Linked DNA regions of Homo sapiens: region 2 is linked to region 1. The links are chromatin contacts, found by Hi-C or POLR2A ChIA-PET in ENCODE. All regions are on one chromosome and are shown on one strand. Each heading gives the region's core, a stretch centred on a gene start or an enhancer-like site at or near the end of the contact. The rest is flanking DNA. Distances are from core to core; before and after follow the strand shown.

What was found. A loop is a pair of places that touch in the nucleus more often than their neighbours do. ChIA-PET counts read pairs that join two places held with the same protein, here RNA polymerase II (POLR2A). Pooled maps may share reads with other maps.
Region 2: a map of Calu3 shows a loop between it and region 1 (2.0-fold over the local background). The contact joins two enhancer-like sites. A Hi-C loop is called at or near these places in 5 of 168 maps with a recorded cell type or tissue (Calu3, ascending aorta, astrocyte of the cerebellum and 2 more) and 1 of 50 pooled maps. POLR2A ChIA-PET finds 5 or more read pairs at or near these places in 5 of 52 experiments (CD4-positive, alpha-beta T cell, CD8-positive, alpha-beta T cell, MCF 10A and 2 more).

What each region holds. Positions count from the first base shown.
Region 1 is chr2:27,976,416-27,981,105 of GRCh38, forward strand. All of the region lies in intron 3 of BABAM2 (BRISC and BRCA1 A complex member 2), which reads left to right. Among named protein-coding and RNA genes, the nearest start is that of MIR4263, 18 kb to the right of the region's middle. Within about 2 kb of position 1,621, at least 7 of the 41 ENCODE cell types and tissues checked have a DNase peak (open chromatin) inside an H3K27ac peak, as active enhancers do; they include PC-3, where a contact is called at or near this core.
Region 2 is chr2:28,044,196-28,049,011 of GRCh38, forward strand. BABAM2 (BRISC and BRCA1 A complex member 2) reads left to right here. Exons shown (of 12, transcript NM_199191.3): 6 at 1,530-1,604. Among named protein-coding and RNA genes, the nearest start is that of MIR4263, 50 kb to the left of the region's middle. Within about 2 kb of position 1,661, at least 2 of the 41 ENCODE cell types and tissues checked have a DNase peak (open chromatin) inside an H3K27ac peak, as active enhancers do; they include PC-3, where a contact is called at or near this core.

The DNA.
Region 1 (4,690 bases), core at 371-2,870:
CTCAAATGCCTTATGCTAAGTGAAAGAAGAAGCTGGTCTCAAAAGGTTACATACTGCATGATTCCATTTATATGGCATTCTGGAAAAATGCAAAACTGAAGGGGCCAAGAGCAGGTCAGAGGTTTCCAGGAATAAGGAATGGTCGGAATATTTAAATACACAGGGATAGCATGAAGACATATTGGAGAGTGATAGAATTGTTCTGTATCCTAATTTTGGTGATGTTTACACAAATCTCTGCATGTTATACAACTCTTATAGGTGTACAGAAAAAGATGAATTTTACTGTGTATAAAGTTAAAAAATAGTTTATAATTTTTATGTCACCTTTTTTCTTTTTACTGTTTGAATGTGGCTACTGGTAAGTTTAAAATTATGTATGTGGCTTGCATTATTATTTCTATTACATAGCACTGCTTCAGATATTAGAAGTGCAAAGAAGGATTAGGTGTGGTCCGAAGTCTAGGAGAGGGATATGGCAGAAGGAAGTCTTCTAAGAAGAGGAGGCAAATTTAAATGACCTAAGTTTAGCCTCTGCCCCCTACTTCCATCCTTTGTTCTACAGATTTTGTTTGAGAGCCTAATTCATGTAAATATGCCAACTCTCAGATGTAGTAATTCCTTAGAGTCTTTTTCCTTGATATTGGAAATTAAACTCTACCACTCAAGATGAAAAGAATGCTGTGCAATGGAATAATTAGTGGCATCCTTGCATTTGTAGGCACAACAGCCTACATTGCTGAGGCAGTTGACAAGTTCCTTGACAAACTTGTGATGAATGTTTAAGTTCATATTATTATTGGTTAGACATTATTGTTTAAATTATTGCACCCAAGATTGTTTATTGTTTATAAATTGTCATAAAGGGAGGTTTCCAGAAGGATGCCTAGCCAGTATGTTTATAATTTGAAGTTAGGAGTGCCAACCCAAAATTGGAGTAGAATCTAAGAATATCATGATGGACTTTAAATAGGTAAATCTAGCGATACTGAAATATAATACAGATAAATTTAAAATTTCAAAATGGATTCTAAAATTTAGTTGTCCCAGTTAAGAAGAGGGATATGTAGCTTAGCAGTGGTAAATACATAAAAATGTTAGGGCTTTTAGTTAATAAGAAGCATAATAGGAGTCACTACTGATGAGGCTGCCAAAAAAGCTATTTTAACTTACAATGCCATTTATCAATAGAAGTTTAATACATAAATTAAGGCATGGATTTTTGTATTTGTTTCTGTGCTCTTTAGAACACACCTAGAATCTTATCTTGAGATCTGGGTGTTATCCTCTAAGAGAGCTATAGACAAACTGGTACATATTCAGAGAGGAGAGAGCCAAATGATGAAGGAAATTGAAACAAGTCAGATGAGGAATAGTGAAGGAGACTGGGATAGTAAGCCTGTCTAAGAGGTGACTCCTAGTGGGGTTGAAAGATAGGTCACGAGAACTGCCTTCAAATAATTGAAGGGCTGTGATATTACAGATAAATTAAACTTGTCCCATAAAGTTCTCAGAACCAGCAAATGGAATTTTCAGAGAGATATTAAATTTCAGTGTAAGGACACACTAAGGGTTAGAGCTAACTCTTGGAAATGAGTCACCTCTTCAAAGTTTTTCGTAAAGCTCTGAAATGGTTTGGATATGTGTCACCTCCAAATATCATGTTGAAATGTGACCTCCAGTGTTGGAGGTGAGCCTAGTGGGAAGTGTTTGGGTCATGGGGGTGGATCCCTCATGAATGGTGTGGTGCTGTCCTTGTGATAATGAAAGAGTTCTTGCTCTGACTTCATGTGAGATCTGGTTGTTTAAAAGAGCGTGGCACCTCCTCTTGCTCTCACTGCCACTCTCATCTTGTGATGTGCCTGCTCTCCCTTCACCTCCTGCCATGATTGTAAGCTTGCTGAGGTCTTTGCCAGAAGCAGATGCTGGCACCATGCTTCCTGTACAGCCTGCAGAACTGTGAGCCAATTAAACCTCTTTTTATAAATTATCCAGTCCTCGGTTAGTTCTTTATAGTGATGCAAAAATGGACGGACACAAACTCTATTGCTTGAACTTACTTTTTGTTGAGACTATCTCCTTCAAACTGGCGTTTCCACAAAGTTCTTGTCTGACTCTCACTTCCATACTTGGAGTTTCAGTCAGTAATCATTTAATGCAGCAACTGATAAGAATAATCTATCATTGGCAGAAAACCAGTCATTTACCTTTTTCTTTTTTTCTTTTTCAAGTTTCATTTTAGGTTCTGGGGTTACATGTGCAGGTTTGTTACGTGGGTAAATTGCATATCACTGGGGTTTGGTGTACAAAAGATTTAGTCACCTAGATAGTGAGCAAAGTACCCGATTGGTAGGTTTTTGACCATCACCCTCCTCTCACCCTCCACCCTCAAGTAGGCCCCAGTGTCTATTATTCCCCTCTTTGTGTCCATGTATACTCCAATGTTTAGCTTCCACTTACAAGTGAGAACATGTGGTATTTGGCTTTCTGTTCCTGGTTAGTTTGGTAGGATAATAGCCTCCAGCTACATCCATATTGCTGCAAAGGACATGATCTCATTCTTTTTTATGGCTGTGTAGTATTCCATGGTGTATATGTACCACATTTTCTTTTTTTCTTTTTTTTTTTTTGAGATGGAGTCTTACTCTGTTGCCCAGGCTGGAGTGCAGCGGCACAATCTCGGCTCACTGCAACCTCCACCCCCTGGATTCAAGCAATTCTCCTGCCTTAGCCTCCCAAGTAGCTGAGACTACAGGCATGCGCCACCATGCCCAGCCAATTTTTGTATTTTTTTGTTTAGTAGAGACGTGGTTTCGCCATGTTAACCAGGCTGGTCTCGAACTCCTCACCTCAGGTGATCCATCTGCCTCAGCCTCACAAAGTGCTGAGATTACAGGTGTGAGCCACTGCGCCTGGCCTATGTACATTTTCTTTATCAGATTCACTCTTGATGGGCATCTAGGATGATTCCAAGTCTTTGCTATTGTGAATAGTGCTGCAATGAACATATGAGTATATGTGTTTTTTTCATAGAATGATTTATATTCTTTTGGGTATATACACAGTAATGGGATTGCAGGGTTGAATGGTAGCTCTATTTTAAGTTCTTTGAGAAATCTCCAAACTGCTTTCCACAGTGGCTGAACTAGTTTATGTTCCCACCAACAGTGTGTAAGCATTTCCTTTTCTGTGCAGCCTCACCAGCATTTTGTTATTTTTTGACTTTTTAGTAATAGCCATTCTGACTGATGTTAGATGGTATCTCGTGGTTTTGATGTGTATTTCTCTAATGATTAGTGATTGTATTAGTTGTATTAGTATTGAATTGTTTCTTAGAAACTATGTTTTCCTGGCAGTTATTGAAACTGATAGACAAAATAGTATGATAATATTTCACTGGTGAGGAATAAGGCAAGTATCCTGTGGACAGGCTGTGTTCCTTCTGTAATTAGGGAGTAGGAGATATGGTCCACTCTGCATATCTGGTAAGTGAGCCTTCCTGAGATGGTGCTGATACCTTCTAAAAATTGTCAGCTGCTAAGGCACAAGCGTGTAAATAAAATCTACTTTGTATTTAACATTTCTGTGATTTCATGTATGTGTCATATTATAAAGCACTGTTGATGTGCATTTTGAAAGGAAGGAACTTCTGCCCCCATTGCTCCCACTGTTATAGCCTGGCAAGTTTCAGGGAGTAATGAAAAATAAGACTTGAAACTCTTATTTTGTTGTTAGGTGGTTGTAACACTTCTTCCTTTTTTTTAAACCTCGCCTTATAGCACCTCTGATCCTGCTTTTATTTCTTTGTTCTCCTGCATACTCTTCCATTTTATGAAAAGTTGGAGTAAGCAGTGTCCAGGTAATCTGTACTCTGTGTTCATATCATCTGCTCCAGGGTGAAATAAAGGAAATGTGATGTTATTGCTCTTCTATATGATTTGTGTTGGTCTTTTCTCTACTGTCTCTGCCTTGAGGTCAGGTACTATGTTTTCTACTTCCTGTATAACTCCCCAGGTGTCCAGTATGCACATCTGTGCGTTGTGGGTTTTTAATAAATGTTCTTGACTGATTTACTGACTGTTCTGCATAGCAAGAGAACAATGCCACAGTTTATTTCAAAGAGGCTGTACAGTATTGAGGCAAAGTGTTTCACAGTTCTCTGAGGTTGAAGGTAGGAGCCTGAGAAATTCTGGAACATAACTATGTGAGATTCTGAAAGCTATTTTAAGTTACTTCTTTGTTTTGAAAAATATTTATATAATGTTTTTATTACATGTAATGTAGTAAACTTCCTCCCCTTTTAGTACATATCTTTTCCTTAAAAAAAAAAAACTTTATTATATATTCAAATACTGGTTGGTTGCCTTAAAATTTATTGAAAAATCAGCTGTAGAAGTAATAAGATCTAGTGTTTGGCAGCACAATAGGGTGAGTATAGTTAACAGTAATTTATTGTGTATTTCAAAATAAAGAGTGGAATTGGAATTTTCTTAACACAAAGAAATGATAAGTGCTTGGGGTGATGGATATCTCAATTTCCTTAATTTGATTTTTATACATTATGTGCTTGTATGAAAATATCACATATACCCCATAAATAAGTACAGCATTATATATCTATAATAGTTAAAAATTTAAAAAGTCTGTCTTTAACATTATCCAGTCGTGTCCATTAAAAAGACACATTTTG
Region 2 (4,816 bases), core at 411-2,910, 68 kb after region 1:
AAGGTTTAGATCAGAGTTTTAAAATTAGGGCCATAACCTTTTTTGTTTTTTGAGACGGAGTTTCGCTCTTGTTGCCGAGGCTGGAGTGCAATGGTGCAATATTGGCTCACTGCAAACTCTGCCTCCCAGGTTCAAGTGATTCTCCTGCCTCAGCCTCCCGAGTAGCTGGGACTACAGGCACGTGCCACCACGCCCGGCTAATTTTTGTATTCTTTAGTGGAGATGGGGTTTTACCATGTTGGCCAGGCTGGTCTCGATGTCCTGACCGTGGGTGATCTGCCTGCATTGGCCTCCCAAAGTGCTGGGATTACAGGCATGAGCCACCATGCCCGGGCAAGGGCCAGAACCTTGAAACCACTTGCTAGGGTGTTTGTAGAATGGAGTGGAGGCTGTGGTGAAACTGTCTAAAGTGCTATGCATGTGTGCCTAGGTGCATTCATCCACCCACTCATACAAATATTTGTAAACGCTTGCTATGTTTTAAGATGTGTTTAGGGGAGTTTGTGCTGCTCATTTTTTAAAGAGCGGGAACTCTTTGGTAGTTACAATATTAAAAGGATAGACATCCACTCTGAGTAGTTCTGGATCATTTCTGGAGTTCTTTTTTCAAATATGTCTAAGTAAAACACACCATGTCAAAATACCAGGCTGAGCTGCACACTTGCAGTGAGACAGGATGGAAGACCGAGGATTCCACCAGGTCAGGACGCATCTTTGTTACCTTTGCAGAGGTTCTCTAGCACCTCTAGATCTCTGCATGATCTAGTTTGAAAACTCCTCCTCTAGACTATGACAAAGTTAAAAAAAAAAAAAAGTGATTCCCTAGGCTTTCCTGTCATAAAAATTGAGAGGCAGACGTTTTTCTTTTAAATGAGTTTTCTGTTTTAGCAAATAGAAGCTATTATTTATAGCTTAGTTAAATGTTTTAAATCGCCAAACCTCCGTACCTCTTTCCTATAGAGATTAGTTCATGGAGGGAGTTATGAAAAACATCAGTTAATGATAATGATATAGTGGACTTTCAGGAGATGAGAAACTTATTTTGAATACCCACTGCTAGGTAGAAGTTTGACCTTTGCATGTACATCCAGAAAGGATGGTGGTGTATGCCATCAGCCTTGTGGTTTATAAATATTAGTGATGTGGTCTGAATGCTTTAATAAAAACAAATGAATCAAAGGGGTAGGTCTGTCTTTATTGTTTGGGATTAAAAAAATAATAATCATACATTCATATATTCTTTTCATACTTTTAAGAAACAAAAAGGCAATTCTGCTAAATTATAATTTTATTGTACATTTAAAATGCAGATTTTAAAAACTCAAATTGTGCTTTTTAGTAACTAATAATTTAAGAACTCTTTCTGATCCTCCCCTACTTTTCCAACCTTCTTTTCTTGCCTAACGTTAGGAAAACCAAATTGAAGATGCCTGCATTTTGAACAGGTTGAACTTGTGGCCTTGGCTATAATTGTCACTTCATAATCTATTTTTGATTTTAATCTTATTATTATAACTTTCTTTTTACAGACTGGTGAATTTTCAGCTCGTTTCCTTTTGAAGCTGCCCGTAGATTTCAGCAATATCCCCACATACCTTCTCAAGGTAAAAATATATGATTTTCAGTATGAGAATATAAGTGAGCTTTTTAAGTAATTATTTAACTCAATATTTGTATGACTGGTTTGTCAGCATTTTGTTCAGATGATGAATTCTATTAAAAATATTTCTTACATGAAGTTCCATTGAGCTGTTTTGCTGCCTAAAAGCTAAAATAGTAACTGTGAAAGTCATTTAGAAGTGAGTTTTCCATATTAAAATAAAATTATTATAAGTGAATTAAACTTTGGGAAAAATCGCTTTTATTTAATAATGTTACTGGAATGAAAGACTCTCATATAAATTACCTAATATGCAATATTAGTCACCACTCCATTCTGCAAACACCCTAGCCACTGCCTTCGAGGTTCTGGCCCTTGGCCGGGCGCGGTGGCTCATGCCTGTAATCCCAGCTTTTTGGGAGGCTGAAGTGGGCAGATCACCTGAGGTCAGGAGTTTGAGACCAGCCTGGCCAACATGGTGAAACCCTGTCTCTACTAAAAAAAATAGACAAATATTAGCCGGGCATGGTGGCAGGCTCCTATAATCCCAGCTACTCGGGAGACTGAGGCAGGAGAATCGCTTGAACCTGGGTGGCAGAGGTTGCAGTGACCCAAGATCGAGCCACTGCACTCCAGCCTGGGTGATAGAGTGAGACTCCATCTCAAAAAACAAAAAACAACAGATAAAAAACAAACAAACAAAAAGATTTGGCTGGCCTCCCTCTGTGCTGTATTTGTACTTGTGGTTCTTTAATTGCAATCTAGCATAAGAAAAATTTCTATCTTCCTAATTTGATGTTGTTCAGAGAATTAATGGTATTCATAACTGCCTAGAGAAAAGACAGAATCTTTGTACAAGTTTGCTTGCATATTATACTAATCAATAAATAATATTAGATATTAATTTTTATAATGGTTATAAGTATGACTTAGTAGAATATAAACTATAAACCATAGAAAAGGTTAGGGAATTTTTTTTAATACATTCCATCTTTTTTTTTTTTGGAAACATGGTCTTGCTCTGTCACCCAAGCTGGAGTGTAGTGGTGTGACCATAGCTCACCCCAAGCTCAAGTGATCCTCCCACCTCAGCTTTCTGAGTAACTGGGACTACAGGCGTGCACCACTGTGCCAAGCTAATTTTTTGTTTTTTGTAGAGAAAGGGTCTCAGTGGTCCTCCCACCTCACCCTCCCAAAATGTTGGGATTATAGGTGTGAGCCACTGTTCCTGGTCTATACAGTCCATCTAAAGAGGAAAATTATTTTCTTTTTCGCTAAGTAAAACATAGGATTTTTGTACTTCATTAAACTTTCGTTTTTAGTTTCCAGTTGACTAGTTCTCCATTTTGTACCCAAGAGTTGTAAAGTCCAAATAAGAATGGAAATCATCAATTTCTATCAGTTTCTCTACAATCCTGTTGTGGAAAATATATATATTAGATTTGTGATAACCAAGCATAATTAATTTGATTTTGGCAATTACTATGCTCTATTAGACTAGTAAGCAGTCTTCTAAGAAACCCTTATAGCATATACTCAGGACCTCCTCCATGTATTCCAGTTAAAACTCTCTTTCAGCTCATTTAGAGGCAAGTTCAACAGCATATGAAAGTACCTGATTTATATAATCCACAATTTACAGTTACAGTGCTTTGTTTTAATTTACTGTGCCTTATCAGTTTCAGCAGTCTTCCTGTTTATTTGAAATTGATGTTGCCTCTGCTCATATTCTTGAAGGGTCAAAGGAAAAAAATGTTTGTTGGCTCATAATCTCATATTTATCTCTTCAGCATCAAATTATCATATTTTTATTTTAAGAATTCTAACTTTATATGCTGTTCTTATTTTCCTTGCCAGTCAGTTAAGAGAAAGGTGGAATCTATTTGCCAAAACAGTAATGTTGTTTAACCCCTGCATTACTGTGAAATGATGTCTCTTCTATAGATAAAATATCTACATTGCAACACTAATGTCCTTCTGGATCTTTAAAGTTCATGCAAAAAGAGTAAAACAACAATGACCAAAAAGGAGAAACTCTTGTGTAACACAAAGCAACAGCCAAAAAAACAGAAACAGAAACCTACCAGCACACCAGAAGCAATCCAGAATACTTGTTGAGGGTTTTAATATCTACATTCCTAAAGTTGTTGTAACATGTGGTTATGCTCTTCAAAGGAAGTTTGCCTTAGGAGCTGCTTTACATATTATTTGCATTTGGATGCTCCTCATCTAATTACTAGGCCTATAATTGATAGTCTAACTACAAAAATAAACTTCCTGAATTCCTAGGGTTAGGATACTCTTCACCAGCATCAATATAGTTTTACCTTATCATTTCAAACAAATAAAAGGGAAGGTAGAACTTGAAAATATTGAGTAGTATGGAGTTAGACTGCATACCCTATTGATTTGCTACAATGACATTTCATTACACTGTGATGAGGCCATCATTCACTCATAAGTTCATATTACCAGGTGTGCCTGTTTTGCCCACTAATAGAATTATTTTATGTTAAAATGAAAAAGCCATTCAATATTCAGTGATATGATTTCCCTTAATATTGTATTGTAAACATATGTGGTTCTTACAGGGGATAGAGTGAATTTATTCTGAAGATGAAGTCTGATTTCAGAGTCTGAATTTCACTTTTGGTTGAGGTTAATCAAAGGGTCAGATGAATCACTAACATAAACACGAAAAATATTTCTGTATTTATTAGGATTCTCATTTTGCAGGTGGTTGAAATCCAGCATGAGCTCATGTAGACCAGATGAGAAATTTCATACAAATCCTCTTCTTCTGTGGTCTGTATAGCAGGAAACAGTCCATACTTAGTACTCTACAGATCAGGCGTAGACCAACTGTCTTATGTCTGTTCCACTGGGCTCAGTTGTGTACCCCTGAACTTCTCAACTGGTGTGTTTATGGGGAGAAATCGTGGTCCCCAGCATAAAGAGGAGATTACAGAAATGATCAAAGTGCAAGTATTCTCTACAGTTACTGAACCAAAGAAAGATGGTTTTATAATTACATACTTTCTCTTAACGAACAGCTAGTCATTAGATGCTGCTGCTCTTAATTTTCTTAGAGTGTGGTGAAAAGTGCTGTATGTGTATTCCTGTCTTTATTTTTGTCCTGAGAATTAGTGAACTTAACAATATGATGCTAAGAAGGCTGTGTTTTTGTTTTTGCTTCTGTTTTCTGTAAAACCATAC